2 separate regions of the Homo sapiens genome follow, and region 2 is linked to region 1. A link is an interaction called in ENCODE POLR2A ChIA-PET data of the cell type or tissue named here. Cell type or tissue: A673. All regions are shown on one strand. Links, peaks and the distances in the headings refer to the core of each region. The heading gives the core; the rest is flanking DNA. Region 1 overlaps ITPR1 (inositol 1,4,5-trisphosphate receptor type 1). Region 2 has its middle 21 kb from the start of SETMAR.

What was found. ChIA-PET counts read pairs that join two places held together with the same protein. Peaks named below come from ENCODE experiments on the same cell type or tissue, not always from the same donor. Only the 100,000 strongest peaks of a DNase experiment are listed, where the experiment ranks them.
Region 2: POLR2A ChIA-PET joins it to region 1 with 5 read pairs; 2 of 35 experiments call an interaction of 5 or more read pairs at or near these places.

Annotation. Positions count from the first base shown.
Region 1 is chr3:4,518,244-4,529,771 of GRCh38, reverse strand. It overlaps ITPR1 (inositol 1,4,5-trisphosphate receptor type 1), which reads right to left. Exons shown (of 62, transcript NM_001378452.1): 4 at 8,678-8,748. Among named protein-coding and RNA genes, the nearest start is that of ITPR1, 31 kb to the right of the region's middle. In A673, for the core only: no CTCF peak of the experiment used is centred there; no DNase peak of the experiment used is centred there.
Region 2 is chr3:4,318,167-4,329,694 of GRCh38, reverse strand. It overlaps a transcript of SUMF1 not described here. Among named protein-coding and RNA genes, the nearest start is that of SETMAR, 21 kb to the right of the region's middle. In A673, for the core only: no CTCF peak of the experiment used is centred there; a DNase peak (open chromatin) is centred at 6,874.

The sequences.
Region 1 (11,528 bases), core at 2,424-6,423:
GTATTCACTATTATTTGCATTTATAAAAAGTAGGTTATCATTAATTACACAGGGTGATGGAACCAAAAAAAATTTTTAATTCATGGCTCAAACACAGAAGCCTAAAAGACAGTGTGAGTAGAAACTGGGGTTGTGCCCCAACCCTAGTTTTGGCACAGGATTGCTCTTTGACCCCAGGAGACTTTCTAAATCCCTCTAATTTTCTCACATGTCAAACAAGAAAGGAAAAGAGTTATCATAAGCTCAAGTGATTCACCACACATCTTCATCAATGCTCAAGACGGGATTATAAAACCCTTTGCCAAAAGAAAAAGTCCGTAATCAACCACAGTATACTGCTTTCAGGAGAACCATATAACAATATGACAATATGACAATATGACCCCATTACGCTTGCTGAGATTTCCAAATCAATTTCACCCTCAATGGAGGAAGTCACAAAAGCAATACAGTGATTCAATTGGAGGACAAGGTAAACTTATTTATTGCACTAGAAGCATTTTATGCACATAGTGAAAATGGTTCTCCATTAGCAACTAAATCATAAGGGTAAATGACTATAAAAGAGGGGTCTGAGGTCTACTTTCCAGGGTGACTCAGGTATGCAAAAAAGAATGGATCCAGGGCATCAAAGTAAACACAAATTCCCTTATGCTCATTTTCAGGGTACCCAGAGCCTTCAGACATGCATCTCATAGCTTGAAGCAAGTAGGCAGCAATCCAGTGAGGGATACGCTGCAGTGTGTGGGACTCCAGCATAATCAGGCAGCAGGCACCATCCCCAGCGATTGTGTAACACACTGTGAACATTCTATGTTGCCCAGGGAATTGACTTAAATTACAGTTTTGTTCCCTTTAAATGGAGTCTGTTGGTCCAAGATTGAGATAAACTAGTAAATCTGAAATGAAGATTACAAAAAACTATTAATCTTTTTATTAAATTTGAATTGATTTTGTGAATACAGAACAAGTTGGAGGAGACTCTCCTACAAGGCAGCTGCACACACTCTTGAAACCTTCAATATGCCTCAAGGCATATACTTGACAAGCACCTTAAATAGACTGATTTTTCTGCCTTATTTAACAAGACAGGCAGAAAGTAAGTCCTATACCCCTACTATGAAAGGCCTGTCATGGATTAGAATCAAAAGAACAAACAAAATTTAAGTTAGGCCCTCCCCTTTGCATGAGGGTATTTAAAACTAAGTAAGATACGGATTCATTCCTTCGATGCCTTGCCAAAAGAAAAAAATCAAAAAATACTGTTGCTTAGCAACATTTAAAACAATGTGCGGCAAAGGAGGGTCGTTTGAAAGAAAGCTAAGCCGGTGAGTTTGTTATAGCCACCCTAGATGACCTTTGTGACCCAAGACCCTGCCTGTGTCCCCATCTGGCCTAAGGGTAAGGTTAAGGCCTGGCTATTACCAGCACTCATCTATCTTGACAAAGAGACCTGTAATCCCAAAGAAATAAGAACCTATTTCTGGACAGCACAAGGCTTCTAACGTTAACCTGCCTGTTTCCGCCACTAATAGCAAAGTTTCAAGCTGGATGAAATCTTGGAAAAACCCAATTTAACAGATGGGGAAACTGAGGCTAAGAGAGACGAAATCACTTCTCCAAGGTATTGGAGCAGTTCATGGCAGATTCTGGGCTGGATGCTAGCTCTGGCATCCAGAGGTTGCTCTTTCCCCTATATTTAACCTAAATTGCAGGCAAGACCAAGATCAGAGAAGTAGGCTATTGACACTCAAGTGTTTCTTATCACTCAAGCATGAAAAATGCCATTCTTATTTGAGGACCCTTCCTAAGCTGCTGGGAGGTTTCAAAGTCAATTACAAAGAGCTTGCATGAGATGTAAAACCCTTCTCTCTCTCAATAAAATAATCCTACTAAATCCACCAGCATGCTACTAAAAGGGGCTAACATGGTGCCAGCACTCTGGGACTGGGGAAAGAAGGCACCAATAAAAATAAAAAGGCCACAAGTGTGATCCTCAAGTTCATGGCCATGCTTTAGGTCCAAGAGCGGCTCATTATAGCCAAGCAACATACTCTTCTCCATGCCAGTATCATGGTGACTGCACAATACTCAGACTGTCATTATTTCTAGCCGGGCATATGTTGAGGAACCAGGGGTCTTCCACCAACATTTTACTCTGGAAATGCCCAGAAACTGGGTTATACTGCCCCAGGCCAGACCCTCGTTTGCACTACAAACAGGACTCATCCTACTGTAAGTAACATACTGCGCATCCCACAGCTGGTTGGGGCAATGGCTAAAAGTGCATTAAGTGTGGCAGGGTGCAGTGGCTCACACCAGTAATCCCAGCAATTTGAGAGGCCAAGGTGGTGGATGGCTTGGGGCCATGAGTTCAAGACCAGCCTGAGCACCATACAAGACCCCCATCTCTACAAAAATTTAAAAAGAAGCCAGGCATGATGGGGTATGTCCGTAGTCCCAGCTACTCGGGAGGCTTAGGAAGGAGGATGGTTTGAACCCAGAAGGTCGAGGCTGCAGTGAGCCATGACCACACAATTGCAATCCAGCCTGGGCAACAGAGTGAGACCTTGTCTCCATAAAACTACAAAGGAAGAAAAGCACTGGGCCCAGCCTTTGGAAGAGGGCTCTGGCTACGACACTCATAAGTCACATGGCACTGGACCAGCTCATAACTTGTCATCTCAAATGGCATCAGGTACCAAATAGATGCGCTCTGGTCTCAGGGTGCTGCACAGCGAAAGATTAGGACATGAAAAGCATCCTCATTTACTTTTCCCCAGTAGGCCAGGTTTTATACTAGGTAGGAAGAAATTTCACCTGCTTTGCTTCTACTTATATATAAATAGTTGCAGTGAAGACAACAAATTACTCTAAAGAAGTTTCTTAAAGATTTTCACTACATATTGATGTAGACTTCTTTGAGAATGTCTCTTTCCTCATGGAGTACAAATGGCTGGCACATGGGAACTACCCAATAAGTGTTTGTGAAATGAATGATAATCATTCTAAGAAGTGACATTTAACTGACTATGGGCAAGTTACCCAACTTCTTAGAGCTTCCATTTCCTCAACTGCATAATGGGAACATCAAGACCTACACCTCATAGGTGGGTTCCTCAGATTAAAAGAGATAATTCAAAGGAAGTGCTTTGCACAAAATAAATGCTGTATTAACATTGGCTATTGTAACTTATAATGTGGGTCTGTTTCTCCATGAAACTCTAAGACTCCTGAAAGCAAGAAGGAGTGTAACTCATCTTGTCCTGCCATCACCAAGGCCAGCAGCTGGTACACAGTAGGGCCTCAGCGCTGGAGGTCAACACTCATTTTTCACAATACATTTGCTTAGATTAGACTATGATGCTTGAAACCAACTTCACTGGGAAAGAGAAATGTAAGATACTTATCTGGAACATCCACATATTCAGTCTGTCTGATCCCCTCCCCAATTCATATGAACCACTTAGTGATAGAATAATGATTCCTTTCACCTCATTTTTTCCTGCCCCAACTTCTCCTCATTTTGAACTGTAAGTTTCCCTTCGAACAGCTTTTATTCTGAAACTAAGGGGCTCCCTGCAAAGTTAAAAGCTGCACATTTTGATATTATTGATATGGTAACATCTGTCCAACATCAAGAATTTGGAGCCATGACTGGCCTCTTGATGTGAACAGAGAAGATTAGGTTTTGAAAGCAAGAGCCTGACTGTTGCCCGAATCTTATGCAATAATGGCATGATCAACACTAAAGCCTATCTAATTGCCCAAAAGCCCAGTTCCCTTGTTTCTACTCCAACAACCCTGGAGGTGATTTATATTTAAAAAGAGCAGAGATTCTGGGAGCAAAATGAAGACTGGTTGTTAGTTTCCACCTTTTCTTTGTAGATATCTTTATATTTAGCACCGGGGGAGCTGGGGGAGGGACTGGTAAAAGTGGGAAGAGGAAAAGATAATACAGATAAAGGAATTCACTAACCACAAAGTTTCTATTCCCTGTTTCAATCTGATGTTTGCCTTCTCTATTCTTTCAAGATTATGGGCAAAGACAACACAAATCAGGGAGAAGAGGAGGTTCTGCCTTACCTTCCATGGATGTTGGGGCTTTAAAATGGTACCATATTAATAAAAGAACTAAAGTTGCTGTATTATTCTAAGTCTCAGCTCTCCTCATCCCTTACGAGGACAATGATATTGTCCAAAATTCATTCAGATGAAAAAGATGTGGCTTATGTGAAACAGATGTGCAGCCAACCTTTTCTTCCTACAGAGGAAGTTAGAGGCAAGAGATACATTCAAGGAAATCACACACACACACAAAAAAAGCAATTCACTTTGGAAATGTACTTTCAACCATCAGAGAAAAAAAAGCAAGTGTGTTCGATGTTGAACTCTTCTATATCTTCTGTTCGATGTTGAACTCTTCTATATCTACTGTGAAAATTAACAGCAACCACTCACTGAACAACTACTGTGTACTAAGCACTCTATTAGGCTTTTTATGCATATTATCTTGATAAGGATGGAATTGTTTGACCCTAACTCACAAGTGAGGAAAGAAGCTGAGAAATATTATGGAATCTATCAAGGTTACTCAGCTTGCATACACGAGCACTGGGGCTCAAATCCAAGCCCAGGGGTTCATGTGCACGTCCCCACCCACAAACAATTTGAAGACAAAAAAAAAATAACAATATATAATTATTCTCATAAAATTAAACATGAGATTTACAAGTACCAGGCTCTGTACTAAGTACTGGGAATACAAAGAAAAGAATAAGGCTTAAACTCTTAACTAAGGGTCAGACTCCCCCCGTACTAAATTCTTAACACACAATTAATCTTCTCAATGACCTTATGAGATAGAGCCTATTATCCTCTCCCATTTTACAGGTGAGAAAACCAAGGTTGGCAAAGGTGAAGTAATCTGTTCAGGGTCACACAGCAAAGAATTCATGGAACTTGGATATGAACCAGGAAGCCTGATCCAAGAGCCTCTTTTATTAACCATTAGGGCTGCAGATCTCAGGAGCTCACAAAATTAAAGATGCAAAGTCAGAAGCCATGGGGAATATTGCATAAACAGGCCTTGGATTTCCATTTACTTAAGAACAGGTTATGATGGTTCTCAATATAGGAAATAACTTGGCAAGGAAACAATGGAAGCAAGAGCAAACCCAAATGACTACATGCAGCTCTGCTGATTGCTCAGATAAAGACTCCATCATCCCATTCGGCTGCTTGCCAGCATCTCACTTTTCCATATGTGTTTGTTAAACTCTAGGGTGCAACGAGTCCATGAGGAAATGGACTAGAAATGCCTCCAAATTGCCCAACTGCCCTATGCACAATTTCTAAACATCAAAATGACTTCAGCTCCAAAATACACTTATATTTGGAAACGCAGCAATTGCTTCCAAAAGAGAGATCTTTCTCTTCATTTAAAAAAAAAAAAAAAAAAAAAAAAAAACGTCAAAGTATGCTGCACCGCAGTTGAAGGAATGCTTTGGAAAATTTTTTAAAACTCACTGCCCAAGTTCCACGGTGGAGAAGCAGATCTTTCCAGCACTGAGGCAGCCTGCAAAGGCAGAGCTGCCTAGGCCCCTCACCTGGGTGCAGGGGACCTCTGGTTTAGCACATGGAATTAAGGAAGTCCTGACCTACATTCCCAAAGCCTGCAGCAGAGCTTGTTTTGAACCAGATTTTCCCACAAGGACGAAGCATCTCACAACCCAGAAACCTTTATTTTTAATTTAGGGAGAAAAGCACTCAACAAATCAAGTCACTGTCACGTGACCACCTGTAGAACCAGGCCAGGCTGTAAAAGGAGTTTGCTTCCTTCCAAATAGCTTCTGTCAGACTATTACCGTTATCTCAAAACAGTCACTTCAAATCAGCCACCATACATACATCCAAGCACCAGGCACCTTTACAGTCGTGCCAGAAAAACATGTCTCCTCCGACTTCCCCTGCTATAGTCCTATTTATTTTTAACATTCTAACCCTGTATTCAAACAGTCCCTGGTTCATTTGTGACAACATGAATGAACCCGGAGGACATTATGCTAAGTGAAATAAGCCAGGCACAGAAAGACGAATACCACATGATCTTGCTTATATGTGGAATCTAAAAAGATTGAACTCCTAGAAACAGAGAGTGGAACAGTGGTCACCAGGGGCTGGGGTGGAGGATTGAGAGGTTGGCCAAGGGATACAGATTTCAGTTAGGAGGAATAAGTTCCAGAGATCTACTGTACAACACAGTGACTACAGCAAATAACAATACACCGTATATTTGAAACTCACTAAGAGTAGTTTTTAAATGTTCTCACCAAAAAAAATAATAAGCATGTGAGGTAATGTATATATGAATTAACTCAATTTAGCCATTCCACTATACATGCATATTCTAAAACATCATGTTGTACACCATAAATATATGTCGATTTAAAAAACAAAATTTTAAATTATGTGCATGTATTTGTAAAAAACAAATAGCCACTAGTTAACTTCGTACAGTACATTAGAATCTCTCCCAGGTTCATCTCCCAGCTCCCAAGGCCCGTATATAGAACAAGATAAGAGCTCACGCTGGACCCAAGCAATGCCTTCCGGACGCATATCCCTCCCCTTGGTCCCAGCTGCAAAAGCGAAACCTAGATCAGCTCTTCCCTGAATAACAAAGTTCAAGTTTTATTAGCCTAGATTTCATTAGCCATGGTTCTTAACCTTGGCAGCACAAGAGAAACACCTGAGAAGCTTTCAAAAATCCCAATGCCCAGTTAACTCAAAATCCCTGAGCTGGATTCAGCTATCAGTGTTTCTGAGAGTTCTCCAGGTGATCTCCCTGTGCAGCCAAAGTTGAGAACCATGGCTCCCACTCCATCCGTCACCAGCCATGTGACCTCAGACAAGGTTCTTAAGTTCCGAGGGTATCAATCTCTTCCTAGGGAGGAGGGATGGCTCCCTGAGCTAATGCAGGCAGAGTGCTTAGCACAGGGCCTGGCACAGTCAATTGATCTTGTCCCTTTTAATATTCACAGTGGGGAAGTAATTCTATGAGTGACTGAATTATGATCGTTGGACGAAACATTTCATTTTTGCAGCACTCAAGATTTTGTCTTGTCTTGGAAGGAAACATGAAAGAAGGATTGAGAAGAAAAAGGCGGTGGAGGCAGTAGCCGCCTTGGGTTCCTCTTACAACTTGTATCAACAACTGTTATTCTCTCTCTTTAACAGCCTCCCCTACCACCACCCATCCTCAGGTGAAAACATTCTCCTGATTGTCTCACGCCAACTGGATGCAACTCAACACCAAATGTCTTCCAAATGGCTTTTCTCCATCTGAACGTCTGAGTTCTATTTTATTCTAATTTATTTAGCTTTTATCCAAAAAAGTCAAACAGTTTCTAAACCACTAAACAATAAGAACTTAGAACTTGAGTTATATAATCTGCAAATGGCAAGATTTGAGCCCTTTGGGACTGAAGTCATCAGTCAAATACCTAACCCAGTGGTTTTCCGCCCTGGCTGTAAAGAATCATCCCCAATTCCAGAGGTTACCTTAATTGATAAATAATTTAATTAATAAATAGATGTTAGGGCTCTATAGTTGATCCCTAAGCTCTACAATGGAGCCCCAAGCATCTATTTAATTTAAAAACTTCCTCAGATGATTCTAACATGTGCCTAGAGCTGAGGACCACTAACCACAACAACAAAAAAGAAAAACAAATGTTTATCATCTAAGATACCAAGTGTATTTCAAAGACCTCCTACAATAAACTAAGCTACCTTTGGAGAAAGATACCAAATTCAGGAGGCCTAAAGAAAAAACTAATTTGGGTAGAAAAGCTGCCCTGCCTATGTCTTGTTTTTGTTTTTGTTTTTGTTTTTGTTTTTGAGACAGGGTCTCACTTTGTCGCCCAGGCTGGAGTACAGTGGTGCGATCTCGGTTCACAGTAGCCTGGAACTCCCAGGCTCAGGTGATCCTCCCAACCTCAGCCTCCTGAGTAGCTGGGACTACAGGTGCATGCTACCACACCCAGCTAATTTCTGTATTTTCAGTAGAGACAGTGTTTCACCATGTTGCCCAGGCTGGTCTAGAATTCCCAGACTCGTCTAGAATTCCCAGGCTCTAGCAATCTCCACACCCTGGCCTCCCAAAGTGCTGAGATTACAAGCATGCGCCACTGTGCCCAGCCTGCCTATGTCTTTTAACTCAAAAAACAAGTGCAATAATTAAGAACGTTTCATTCCAGTGAGACATTCAGTGAGGTATCATTAGATACCTCTTAAAGAAGGTATCTAAGAATATCAGCATCCCCAAACGGACAGTGAGATCTGCTGAAATAATGAATGTTCCCTGTGACTGGATCCATAAATACTATTTGTTTGAAGAAATACCTGTACAAATGTAAGACTTTAAACCGAATTAGCACTTGTCAACACATATTCAATAGACAAATTAAGGACCCAGTAAAAGCCAACCCAATCTTGATACTAAATTTATGTATGCATTTTTCAAGTTGTAAAGCTTAGAACTCAAATCATACTCTGAAAAAAATACATAATAAATAAGCCTATTTTGCTTATAAACACACACACACACCAACAACACACTTCAAGAATTTTCAAGTGAGTCAAGGTGACTACTCCAGGAAAGCCACCACCTTACCTCTGAATTTCTTAGGTGGATTGTTAAGGTCCCCGGTTTCTGGCTGTACAACACAACGATCATCAACCAGGCTGTAAAGAAGACAGATAAATGCTCTGTCAAGTGTATGAAAATGAAACTCTTAGCACTATGCAAAAATCAGATATCCCAGGGCTTTTCCTGCGCAACATTTAGATTGCCATATTCTCCTGCCAGGAACTCTTTACACTAGAGGCTTCCTATGCATGGATCTAAACCTAATCCAAAAGCCCAGGGTTCTGTTCTGTGAAGGACACATTAAGGCTACTGTTTTCTGTGGCTCCTTTCCCATAACCATGTCCATGGTAGATCTGAGTATAGCATGCAAGGTGGCTGAAGTCGCGAGACACAGCAAGGGGCTGTTGCATTCAACTAAGGGTAGCTGAGGAGCTGACTTTGTGCCAGGTGAATATGAGCCAGGCCCTTGCTCTTTGGGAGCTCAAGGCTAGTGCAGGAGCCTTAAGAACAAACTGATAAGGAGAATATAATCTAAGGGCTGTAAGAGAAGGAAGAAAAAAAAATACAGCCAGAAGCGAACTGTGCCTGAGGTCATCTGAGAAGCTGCAGACAGAGGAAGTTCTAATGGAACTACTGGAAGATTCGAAATAGATGTTGGAGGCTAGAGGGGAGCGTTTCCAGGTGGAAAGAACCATGAGCACAAACTCATGAAGATATGAAAGGACTGTGGAGCATCAAAAGCAACTAGTGGGGAAAGTACAAAAAATTACAAATAAATAAGCTCACATTACATAAAGACTCAGTATTTAAAGTCCTGACTGCTAAGTCTAACTTGCACAATTCTTTTAGAAGAACCACTTAAAAATATATTTTTGAACAGATGAGGGAACTGAGACTCTGAGAAGTTACACAACTTGTCCAAGCTCCTAAAACTGGTACTGATAGAACTGGCTAATCTTCCAAGTGACCACAGAACTTGCAGTTGTTCCCAGCTAACACACCATGGTTTTCCAGGGTTCCTCCATTCATCTGTGCTGCCTCCTCTCATCCCAAATGCAAGGTACCATTAAATATTCAGCCTTGACCCTTACTGTTCTATTCTCCAAGATTCCCTTTTGCCTCCTCAAGTCCTGCCTGTCTTTCAGGACTCAGGGTAAGAGCCCCACCTTCTCCACAAAGCCCCCCCGACCAAGCTTCTCCTGCGCCAGACACTCTCTGCCTCTCCTTCTCTGTCCTCCCAACCTCACTGACTGAGACTCCAAAGGGGCACCAGGCTACCAGCTCCATGAAGGCCAGAAGATGCCCAAGGCTGGCAGCTCAGTATCTATTTGGTGGGTAAATCAAAGTGTCCATGGTACCCCACCAGCAGTTTGCCTCCTTCAGCTTCATGACACAAGACTTCACTGTATAAACAAGAAGAACAGTGTAGCCAATGGCCTGAGTTCTCATGTAAAAATCAAGAGCAGAATATACATATATAAAACCACCACCTTAAGCTCCTGTAAGTATAGTAATGCCCCCAGAGCTAACATAATGCTTGACAGGGTGGGCTCAGAATCCAAGGTAGGGCTAGGTTAATAAATCATCAAGCCATGGCCAGGCATGGTGGCTCACACCTGTAATCCCAGCACTTTGGGAGGCCGAGACAGGCGGATCACGAGGTCAAGAGATTGAGACCATTCTGGCCAACATGGCAAAATCCTGTCACTACTAGAAATTCAAAAATTAGCTGGGCGTGGTGGCAGGCGCCTGTAGTCCCAGCTACATGGGAGGCTGAGGCAGATGAATTGCTTGAACCCAGGAGGTGGAGGGTGCAGTGAGCCAAGATCGTGCCACTGCACTCCAGCCTGGCGACAGAGTGAGACTCCATCTCAAGAAAAAAAAAAATAAATAAATCATCAAGTTCTCAAATGGGGAGGAAGTGGTAAGAGGAGCCCCAGTCAAGCTCAGATGACAAATGAATTGTAGATGGCACTCTGCCACCTACTAGCGGCATGATCATGACTGTGGCATTTTACCCCTACCGGTCTCAGTTTTTTCATCTGTAAAATGAAAGTTGGTCTCAGGGATTCTTAACGAGGGGGATGTTCATCAGACTTATTGTTTCCAAATATACTGACGCCAGGACTCTGTCAACCCAGCTTACTAAAGCTGTGCTGTAGGATGAGGCCCAAGAATCCTGCCCGTCTTGTTTTTATAAAGAGACAGGGTTCTTGCTATATTGCCCAGGCTGGTCTTAAAAGCTGGTCTTGAGCTCCTGGTCTCAAAGGATCCTCCCATCTCAGCCTCCCAAGTAGCTGGGATTACAGGCGTTAGCTACCGCACCAAGCTGAACCTTTATTTTTAACAAGCTAAAAAGGCAATTCAGAAGCATGCCACTGAGTAGTGTGCACACACACACACTTGCCCTCCAAGATCCTATTGGAGTTCTCAAGTTCAACCAGTAGATGAAGCCATTTGGAGGTAACCACCATCTATATAAATGGGATGGGGCTGGAGTGCTACACAGTGAGTCCCATAACGACTGGCACTCACTCACCGTAGTCCACAACAGGTCCCCCATAAATATTAAAAACAGGAAGGGTTGTCAAACTTTCTTTCCAACCCCATTTTTACACTGCTATCCTCAAATATGTGCAAGCAACTGAGAAAATAAAGTATTCATCTCAAGAAAGTATTAGCAACCCAAAGTTCAAAAAGAAGCCCTCCTCACTTTAAAAGGGCAGGAGGGACTCATCATTAATTTGTTTACAATGTTTGAGGAAAACACTTAAAAAGCACTTCATATGATTTTAAAGAAGAGATGCCCTGGAAGAGAAAGAAGGTACTAAGATCCCGGGGGCTCAGGAGGCACCTGGGTGACTGGGAAATCAAG
Region 2 (11,528 bases), core at 5,026-9,025, 200 kb after region 1:
CAAGACAATGGGGAAAATGTCTCCAGGGCATATCAGAAGTCCTCAGGGCAGCCCCTCCCATCAGAAACCTGGAGGCATAGGAGGGAAAAATGGTTTTGTGGGCTGGGCCCAGGGCCTTGCTGCTGTGTGCAGCCTAGAGACTTGGTGCCCTGTGTCCCAACCACTCCAGCCATGGCTAAAAGGGGCCAACATAGAGCTCAGGCCATTGTTTCAGAGGGTGCAAACCGTAAGCATTGGCAGCTTTCACGTGGTTTTGAGCCTGTGGGTACACAGAAGTCAAGAATTGAGGTTTGGGAACCTCCACCTATATTTCAGAGGATGTACGGAAATGCCTGGATGTCCAGGCAGAAGTATGCTGCAGGGGCAGAGCCCTCATGGAGAACCTCTGATAAGGCAGTGTGGAAAGGAAATGTGGGGTTGGAGCCACCACACAGAGTCCCCACTGGGGCACTGCCTAGTGGAGCTGTGAGAAGAGGGCCACCGTCCTCCAGACCCCAGAATGGTAGATCCACCAACAGCTTGCACCATGCACCTGGAAAAGCCACAGACAATACCAGCCTGTTAAAGCAGCCAGGAGAAGGGCTGTACCCTGCAAAGCCACAGAGGCAGAGATGCCCAAGACCATGTGAACCCACCTCTTGCATCAGCATGACCTGGATGTGAGACATGAAGTCAAATGAGATCATTTTGGAGCTTTAAGATTTGGCTGCCCTGCTGGATTTCAGACTTGCATGGAGCCTGTAGCCCCTTCATTTTGGCCAATCTCTCCCATTTGGAATGAGTGTATTTACCCAATGCCTGTACCCCCATTGTATCTAGGAAGTAGCTATCTTGCTTTTAATTTTACAGGCTCATAGGTGAAAGGGACTTGCCTTGTCTCAGATGAGACTTTGGATTTGGACTTTTGGGTTAATGCTGGAATGATTAAAGACTTTGGGGAACTGTTGGGAAGGCATGACTGGTTTTGAAATGTGAGGACGTGAGATTTGGTAGGGGTGAGGGGCAGAATGATATGGTTTGACTATGTCCCCACCCAAATCTCACCTTGAATTATAATAATCCCAATGTGTTAAGGGCGGGACCAAGTGGAGAAAATTGAATCATGGAGGCAGTTTCCCCCATACTGTTCTCGTGGTAGTGAACAAGTCTCATGAGATCTGATGATTTTATTTGCACAAGTTCTCTTGCCTGCCACCATGTAAGATGTGCATGCTCCTCCTTTGCCTTCAGCCATGATTGTGAGGCCTCCCCAGCCATGTGGAACTGTGAGTCCATTAAACCTCTTTTTCTTTATAAATTATTTAGTCTCAGGCATGTCTTTATTAGCAGCATGAGAACTGACTAATACGCTATCTTATTTTGATTGTATTGTTTGGGAAACTGAGTCTCCTCTCCATAAAACAGTAAAAGTTTTTGCTTAATTTATTTAATAAATATTTTTATTCATTTATTTTTTAAATTTATATTTATTTATTTTGAGACAGGGTCTTGTTGGTCACCCAGGCTGGAATGTACAGTGTCACAATCATGGCTGATCACAGCCTGAACCTACAGACTCACACAATCCTCCCACCTCAGCCTCCTAAGTACCTTGGACTACAGGCACCCGCCATCACACCCAGCTAATTTTTAATTTTTTTTTGTACAGGGAGGGCCTCACTATGTAGCACAAGCTGGTCTTGAATTCCTAGACTCGAGTGATCCTCTGACTTTGGCTTCCCAAAGTGTTGAGATTACAAGTGTGAGCTGCTGAGTGCAGTGGTTTTTGCTTTTAAAATCCTTGAATTATCATTTGGCTAAACTAATGACTTATTTTACAGTGACCTGTGTACCTATTTTGTGATATCAAGTGTTTTAAATCTTTGATATTTAACACATTTTCCAAAATCAAAATTTCAAGTTCTAAATTCTTTTTTATCTCATTAACTTTTTTAGATATTAGGTCCCCTTAAGTCCAAAGGAGACATATTGAGCTTATTTGCTATGTTAAAAATTATACAAGAGATGTCAAATATGAAATGGTGTTTAACTTTCTTTGGGTTATATTTTATATGTTATTAATATGTGTTCCAAAATTGTATAAGATTCCTATAATTCTGCTGTCTTAATGTTATCAGCTATAATTATATTATGTTAAATTGTTACATACCAAAAAGATAACCAAATTTCCTTGACAATTGTGTTTTTAACCATGACTGTCCTACGACTTTTGTCATCCACAGACAATTATTGTTTTACTTTGATTCTTCCCAAAAAGCTGTTTATAGTCGGCTACAGAAAACAACAACAACAACAACTTGCTTTTTTTGGGAAATTTATGGAAAAGACTCTTCTGGGTGCTATTAAAGGCAGATTTCAGATAATTTTAGACATTGTGCCATTAGGCTAGAGAGAAAATTTCCAGGATTCTCACTGGAGAGCTAATGTGTTCATGAGGCTTGCTAACCCCAATCAAATGGAATGAGTTAATTGCATGGGACTGAACTAATAGAGGACTGAAATAATGTTTCTATGACTTTTTTGTTTGAAACATTGCTGATATTTTTGTGTTTTTTTGGTCAAGAAAAAAATCGATCTATTTTTAGCTTTTAACAGTTTTGTAAAGTATACCCTTGTGAGCCAAATTTGAAGCATATTTCCTTTTCTCTACCTGATTTCTCCAGAATTTAGAAACTATTTGTAAGTATTCTTAACTTATAACAATATAGTTATTTGCATAAGTTCAGCAAGAATCTGTTTTCTTTTGGAATAGGCTATAATTGGAGACACTGGTTATTTTACCAAAGCTTTGACTGGCATGGCATATTTTCAGATATGACCAGAATGCTTTGAGAAATTGAGATGATGTTAGAGAGCCAATAAAAGCCCCTTGGAGGCTGGGCATGGTGGCTTATGTCTGTAATCCCAGCAGTTTGGGAGGATGAGGCAGGCAGATCACCTGAGCTCAGGAGTTTGAGACCAGCCTGGGCAACATGGCAAAACCACATCTCTACTAAAAATACAAAAAAAATTATCTGGTTATGGTGGCATGCATCTGTAGTCCGAGCTACTCAGGAAGCTGAGGCATGAGTATTGCTTGAATCCAGGAGGTAGCAGTTGCAGTGAGCTGAGATCATGTCACTTCATTCCAGCCTGGGCAACAGAGTGAGGATCTATCTCAAAAAAAAAAAAACCCTTGGAAAAACTGGCCTTGTACATTGTTTATGAAATTCCTTTATAGGGTTATTGACCTGTGGTAAGTAGAGAATGTCATTTTCTGACAGGCCCAGGAATCTCATTTATTTTGGGACCTCAAGAAGAGAGGAATTGAGACAGGTATCTGCAGGCACAGACAAATTCTTGGCTGTGCTTGAGAAAGCTTTAAAAGTCTAATCTGAGATTCCTTATGAAAAAGTTCCAGCAAAGCCAATTTAAAAAAAGCCTATTGGCCAATAATTATTCTTGCTGTACTTTATGCAACTAATCAGGCCAAGTATAATGAGACTAAAACTTTTTGCAAATAAATTGGTCTTTCTGTGACTTGTCTTTGGTAAAAATAAAGGATTGAGAGAAAAAAGTTATGTTTCAAAAGATAGCTGGGCACTGTGGCTCACGCCTGTAATCCCAGCACTTTGGGAGGCCAAAGTGGGAGGATCACCTGAGGTCAGGAGTTCAAGACCAGCCTAGCCAACATGGTGAAACCCTGTTTCAACTAAAAATACAGAAATCAGCCAGGCATGGTGGTGCATGCCTGTAGTCTCCGCTACTTTGGAGGCTGAGGCAGGAAAATTGCTTGAACCCAGGAGGAGGAGGTTGTAGTGAGCTGAGTTCACTATAGTATACCTGTTAGATTCTAGCTTTATTCATTTTTTTTTCAGTTTTTATTATTTGTCTACAATTTATTTGGACTGGATTCTGAATTCTTTCTTGACTACATGTTTCCAAACTAACATTAATCAATTTTTTTATCCCATTTTTCTGAGTTGGAATCACTAGAAACTAAAACTGTGCTTTCCTTAAAGCCCTCCAGACTGCACTTAGACACCTTAAAATTCAGTAGAAATAACAGCAACCTATGCATATATGTGTGTGTGTGTGTGTGTGTGTACACATATATACACACAGATATATACATACATATATATATATATACACACACAGACACACACATATATACACACACACACACATACATATATGCCACCTTCGTGCCTGCCACTGATGTATGGACTTCTCAGTAGTACAGGCTGAATTGGTTTTCCAGAATTGCTTTCCCTTTGCTGCTACAATTTGTCCTTGGTCCCTTTTCTCTTTCTGTTTTTGGTCTTTTTTTTCTTTCTTCCTTTCTCCCCCTATCTTTCTCTGTGGGGTATGAGACTTCATGACATCTTAGAAATGAGCCTTCCTAGCCATGTGGATACTAGCCTTCTAGGAATAAATCATTCTAGTGATGATTTATTTTCTTCTACAGTACTTTCTTTGAAATATTTTGAAGAACAGGGGTGATATGGTTTGGCTGTGTCCCTACCCAAATCTCATTTTGAATTTTAGCACCCACAATTCCCATTTGTCATGGGAGGGACCTGGTGGGAGGTAATTGAATTATGGGGCTGGGTCTTTTCCATGCTGATCTTGTGATAGTCAATAAGTTTCATGAGATCTGATGGTTTTGTAAGGGAGAGTTTTCCTGCACAAACTCTTTCTTGTCTGCTGCTGTGTAAGGTGTGCCTTTCACCTTTCAACATGATTGTGAAGCCTTCCCAGCCAAGTGAAATTGTGAGTCCATTAAACCTCTTTTTCTTTATAAATTACCCAGTTTTGGGTATGTCTTTATCAGCAGCATGAAAATGGGATAATACAGGGGGGAAATGTAAAAGAAAAATAGAATTGCAGGGCCCCCAAACTCACTATGCCAAAGGCAAAGTTGAGCTTGGGAAATTAACTTGGTAATCGATCAATACTGTATTTCTTTTGAGCCCAAACAGATAACTGTAATTTCACAACCCCATGTCAGCCTTATTTCCTCTACTCCCTCTTTTCACATGTTTACTTCATCTGATGTAAAAATGTAGATTTACTGAGCATGAGACAATGCATAATCGACTTTTTCCTCTCCTCCCACTTTTCACATGTAAAATGTAGATTTAGTGAAGCTAATCAGAGCCTCACAAGAATCTAACCATCTACCTCACTGCTCATGCTCACTCCCACCTCTTTTTGTCCCCTCTCCTGCTTACGTTTTCCCCTTTAAATATTCAAGTTCACGAAATCCTCTTTAGAAAACTCATAGGTCACAGATGCTCTTGTGATTTATGGTTTTCCTTGGCACATCCTCAACCTTGGCAAAATAAACCTCTCATTGATTGAGACCTGCCTCAGTCACTTTTTGGTCTATATTATAAAAAAGATTTTCACATAGTTGGTATTCTATTAACAATGATACCAAATGAGGCCATCTTTCTTCAGTCAGTGTAGGTCTTTGACATTTTTTTTTTAATTAATTTCAATTTGAGAAAGCGTCACTCTGCTGAGACAGAGTTGAAAACAAACCATGAAATGTATGTATCATGTTCAAACATTCTAATGGGGCCACATTTGGTAAATTATTATTGCAGAAAACAAAAAATCTTAATTTCATCACATAAGCTATCACTTATGCTGTCTTTTTCATCATCTGCTAAATCTATACAGTAATATAAAGAACCAGTATCAAATTTCTAGACTTACACGTACACAGATTTAAAAGTAATAGGAATTGGAATTCTAAGTAATAGGAATTGAAAACTGTACATTGTTATTCATGAATCTGTTACATTTATGCTGAGAGGAAGAGCTGTCAGGTTAATTAATCTATCTCTTATCTATCTGACTGAGCACTTCTGTCCACATTCTCCCTGCACCCCAAAGCTGTGTCACTCTCTGATGGTGGTAATGGCCCAACCCAGAGCATTAGGCACAGTTATGTTTTGTTTTTGAGGACAGAAAGTAAGTGGAGTAGCATTTTCCTGGGGCCTAAAGCATTCTTCCCAGAAACAAATGTTCAGAGTCACAAGTTACCAGTTTCTAAACCAGAGGTACCAGGTGGTTGTTGTCCTCCTCCTCATTCTTCTGCTGCTCCTCCTTCTCTTTCTCCTCTTCCTTCCTTTTCTTCTTTTTCTTATAATATCTTTAAGGAGATACAATTCACATACCATAAAATCCACCTAATTAAAATGCTTTTTAGTGTAGTCACAAGTTGTGCAACCATCACAACTAATTCTAGAATGTTGCATTACCCCCAAAAGAAACCATGTACTTGTTGGTGTTAGCAGTCAATCCCTATACTCCTTCCTGCTCCCGGCCCTGGCAACCACTAATCTACTTTGTATCTGTATGGAGTTGCCTATTCCAGATAGTTCATGTAAACAGAATACCACAAATGTGACCTGTTGTGTCCGGTTTCTGTCACTTAACATAATGTTTTCAAGGGTCATCCATATCAAGGGCATTTTTTGGTATTTCATTCCTTTTTATGGAATGGCCAAATAATATTATGACCAAACAATATTCCATTGCATGGATACTACATGTTGTTTATTCATCCATCAGCTAATGGATATTTGGGTTGTGCCTACTTTTTTTTGCTATTATGAATAACGTTATATGAATATTTGTGCATACTTTTATGGCTAAATAATATTTCACTGTATGGATACTATATTTTGTTTATTCATTCATCGGCTAATGAATATTTGGGTTGTGTCCACTTTTTTGTTGTTATGAATAATGCTATATGAACATTTGTGCATACTTTTTTTTAAGACAGCATCTTGCTGTGTCATCCAGGCTGGATGTGCATACACTTTTTGTAGACATGTTTTCAATTCTATTGGATCCATGCCAGGGGAGTTACTGGGACATGTGGTAATTGTATGTGAGCTTTGAGAAACTGCCAAACTGCTTTAGAGTAGTTGCACAATTTTGCAACCAACCAACCAATATATGAGGCTTCCACTTTCTCCACATCCTTGTCAATGCTTATAATTGTCTGTCTTTTTTCTTTCTTTTTTTTTTTTTATAGGCAGGTCTCCCTCTTTCACCCAGGCTGAAGTGCAGTGGTAGGATCATAGCTCACTGCAGCCTTGAGCTCCTAGGGTCAAGGGATCCTCCTGCTTCAGACCCCTAAGTAGCTTGGACTGAAGGCATGCAGGCATGCACCACCATTTCTGGCATTGGCACATTTTCATTTACCGTAGACTTTCATGGAATAGTTTTAGATTTTCATAAAAATTGAGAAGATAATACAGAAAGGTCCTATATATCCCATAGCCAGTTTCCCCTATTACTAACATTAGTTATGGTACATTTATATTACATTATTATACATATCAATATATATTATTATGTATTGATACATACCTATGATATTATACATATCATTACATTATGATACATTTGTTACAATTAAGAACCAATATTGATACATCATTAACTAAAGACCATAGTTGATTCAGATTTTTAGTTTTACCTGTCTGTTTTGGTTCTAGTATCTCATCCAGGACACCACATTACAGTTACATATCATGTCTTCTTTGACTCCTCTTGGTTGTGACAATTTCTTAGACTTTTCTTGTTTTCCAAGACCTTGAGGAATAATGTTCAAGTATTTTGTAGATGACCCTGTATTTAAATTTATCTGATTCTTTTCCTCATGATTAGTCTTGGGTTATGGGTTTGGGGAGCAAGACCACAGAGTTAATGTACCATCTTTATCACATCCTGTCAATGGCATATACTACCAACATGATTTATGACTGTTCATATTGACCTTGATCACCTAGCTGAGGTCATTTGTCAAGTTTCCCCAGAGTAAAGTTACTCTGCTCCCCTCCCTTTCCTCCACCCTCAACTTTCCATTCTACACTCTTTGGGAGGAAGTCACTATGTATAGCTTACACTAAAGGAGTAGGAATTTATGGTCCCCCTTTTCGTGGGCAGAAATAGCTACATAAGTTATTTAGAATTCTTATGCAAAGTTAGATTTGTCTTTACCCCATTTATTTATTGATTCAATCATTTATTTATATCAGTATGGACTCAGATTTTTATATTTTGTTTTATAATCCAGTACTACTTTATTTATTATCTTGCTCAAATTATTCCAGATTTGGTCACTGGGAGCTTTTACAATTTGTTTCTATACTCCTTTGACACCCCCATCAATGTAGGTTTCTTTCTTTTTCTTTTTTTTTTTTTTTTTTTTTTTAGCATTTCCTTACTTTCTGGCACTACAAGATGCTCCAGTCTCAGCTTGTTGATTTCCTTCTTTAGTAGCAGAATTAGCCATTTCTCCAAAGAACCCTGTTTTTTTGTTGTTGGAGAATGGTATAAAAATCAAGATCTGGGTGCTAAATGTGCTCCTTGCTACTGGAGCATCATTGCTTCTAGGCTGTCTGAGCTGACAAAGAAAGGAAATATATGTGTGCATACTAACTGTAATATACTAACTGTAATCTAGAAATATTTCTATATGTAACCTTCTGTATCTATACTAAGCTAAATGTGAGTTCATGCTGATGTCTCCAATTGATCCATTACCACATGGATCATCCTTCCTTTGCTTAAATGTAAATTCCCAATCCAACAGTGAGAAACCTGGCTCCCACGATCTGCCATCAATTTGTTTAATTCCAGTATACATGTAAGGCAATAGCAGAGTTGTTAATATCAGAATTATATCCTGTTAAGGCTCAGAAAATGATACCCCAACGTATGGTCCTTTAACATGCTGAGCACTTAGAATTAAAGGAAATTGAAAGGCCTTAGAAGCTGCCCCCATGGAGGCCTGTCTGGCTTTCTCTTGTTTCTCACCCTACTCCCATAAGTGCAGGGAGGGGCTCTCCTGAAGTTCCCTTCTCTGACTGAGGGAAGTTCTTCCAAAAGGAATACATTTGTGTTGAGACTCCTCCCTAGGAATTTCATCAAACAACCAGGAAAGATTTATCACCAGAGGAGATTAAAAGTTGTCACCACACCAAAACAGGCTATTGCCTATTCTTCAGCAGCAATAAAAAACTCCTAAACAACTTTTATGACCTGAGAGACTTTATTTACATAAGACAATCTTTGTTCACCATGCAGTTCCTCTCCTTTTCCTCTCATAACTGTCATCACCTCCCCTTCAAGCCCCTATTCATTTTATGCTATGAAACCTTCAACCATCTGCCTCCTCCTTTGAGTCTCATATTTTTCTGAGGCTTCCATTTGCATGTATGTAATTAAAATGGTCTTTCTCTTCTTAATCTGTTTATTGTCAGTTCATTTCAGCAGACTTAATTATCAAACCTCCAGAGGGAATGTTTAAGCTTCCCTATAACCCCCATGGGAAACAACTTGTATCAACTAGGAACTGCTTACTTGCAGTTCCTTTTGCCTTTAGTCTTACAAACTTCAGTAATTTCCAAAGTTACTTAGATCAGCACCTTTCACCCCTACTCTTTTGAGTTTGTTTCCTACATTTGTACTAATAGTTATGTTCTCTTGTCACAGTCTGCATTCCTGTGATTCCCTGACTTCTTAAATGATTAAAATTGTTTACATAAAATTTTGACCCTTTGTGCAGTAAAGTTCTATATGTTTTCACAAATACACAATGTCATGTATACACCATCACAGTATCATACAGAATTGTTTCATTGCCCTAAAAAACTCCTGTGCTTCACCTATTCATTCCTCCCTCTCCTCAAACTCTGGCAACCACTGACATTTTTATTCTCTATTGTTTTGTCTTTTCCAGAGTGTCATATAGTTGGACTCATATAGTATGCAGCCTGTTCAGAATGACTTCTCTCACTTAACAGTATGCATTTAAGGTTCATACAGGACTTTCTGTGGCTCGATAGCTCATTTCTTTATTGTTGAATAGTATTCCATCATATGGATGTACCAGTTTGTTTATCCATTCACTTATTGAAGAAATGTGTGTTGCTTCAAGTTTTAACCAATTATAACCTTGTTATGAACACGTGTGTGCTGTTTTTATGTGGACAAGTTTTCAAATCAGTAAATACCTAGAAGTGAAACTGTTCCAACTGTCCCATAGAAATGACATTTAAAAGTTTTGGAACACACATGGAAATTGACCCTTCAGGTCTTAAAACTTGAAATTTACATTTGTCTCATCTGAGTTCCTCCCTCAGGGAACTGATCCTCAGGCAAGGGACTTAAACTCACCAGATCACCACATCGAAATAAGATGCCAGACCCCCTCATTCATCATAATTGCTTCTTTACCCCCCTTAATTCCTTCCCTCACTATGTAAGCCTCCCCAGTTGTAGTTGGTCAGGGATTTGAGACTTTATCTCCCATTCTCCTTGGCTGCAGCACCCAGTGAAATACTTCTTTCATGGCAACATTCATTGTCTCAGTGATTGACATTCTGTGTGGTGAGCAGCAGGACTGAACCCCCTGTCATTTTGGTAACAGGAGCATGATTGCTGGATCAATGCTAAGGCTATGCCTAGCTCTTTTAAGAGCCCACCAAACTGTCTTCTAAAGAGGCTGTACCATGTCACATTTCAATGAACAATGAAGAGTTCCTGTTGCTCCACATCCTTGCCATCTTTTGGCATTTTTAGTGTTTTCGCTTTCTACCATCCTAGTGGGTGCTAAGGGATAACTTATAGTTTTAAATTGCAATTCCCTGATGACAAATGATGTTGAGCACATTTTCACATTCATGTTTATTTTTGATGTCTATTCAGACCTTTTGCCCATGTTTAAATTGGGTCATTTGTCTTATTATTTTTACGGCTTTTTTTGTGTTTTTTTGAGAGGCAGTCTCACTCTGTCACCTGGACTGGAGTGCAGTGGTGTAATCTCAGCTCGCTGTAACCTCCACCCCAGGTTCAAATGATTCTCCTGCCTCAGCCTCAGGAGTAGCTGGGATTACAGGTGTGTGCCACTATGCCCAGCTTATTTTTGTAGTTTTAGTATGGACAGGGTTTTGCCATATTGGCCAGGCTGGTCTTGAACTCCTGACCTCAGGTGATCTGTCTGCTTTGGCCTCCCAAAGTGCTGGGATTACAGGCATGAGCCACTGAACCCGGCCCTGAGTTTTAAGTTCTTACCTGCCTAATTGTCCTGGCTAGAACCTCCAGTACAATGCTGAATAGAAGTGGTGAGCTTGGAGATCATTTTCTTGTTCCATATCTTAGGATAAGAGCTTTCAGTCTTTCATCATTATGTATGATGTTAGCTGTGGGTCTTCATAGATATCCTTTCTCAGGTTGAAGAAGTTCCTGTTTACTTCTAGTCTGTTCACTGCTTTTATCATGAAAGGCTACTGGAGGTTGTCAAATGCTTTGTGTCTATGGAAATGATTATGTATTTATCTTTTGTGAATTATCCCATTAATATACTGGATTTACTGATTTTCGTATGTTAAACCAATCTTGCTTTCCTGGGATAAATCCCAATGGATCACAGTGTATAATTCTTTTGATATCTTGCTGGATTTCATTTGCTAGTACTTTTTTTTTTTGCCTCTGTATTCAAAAGGGATATTGGT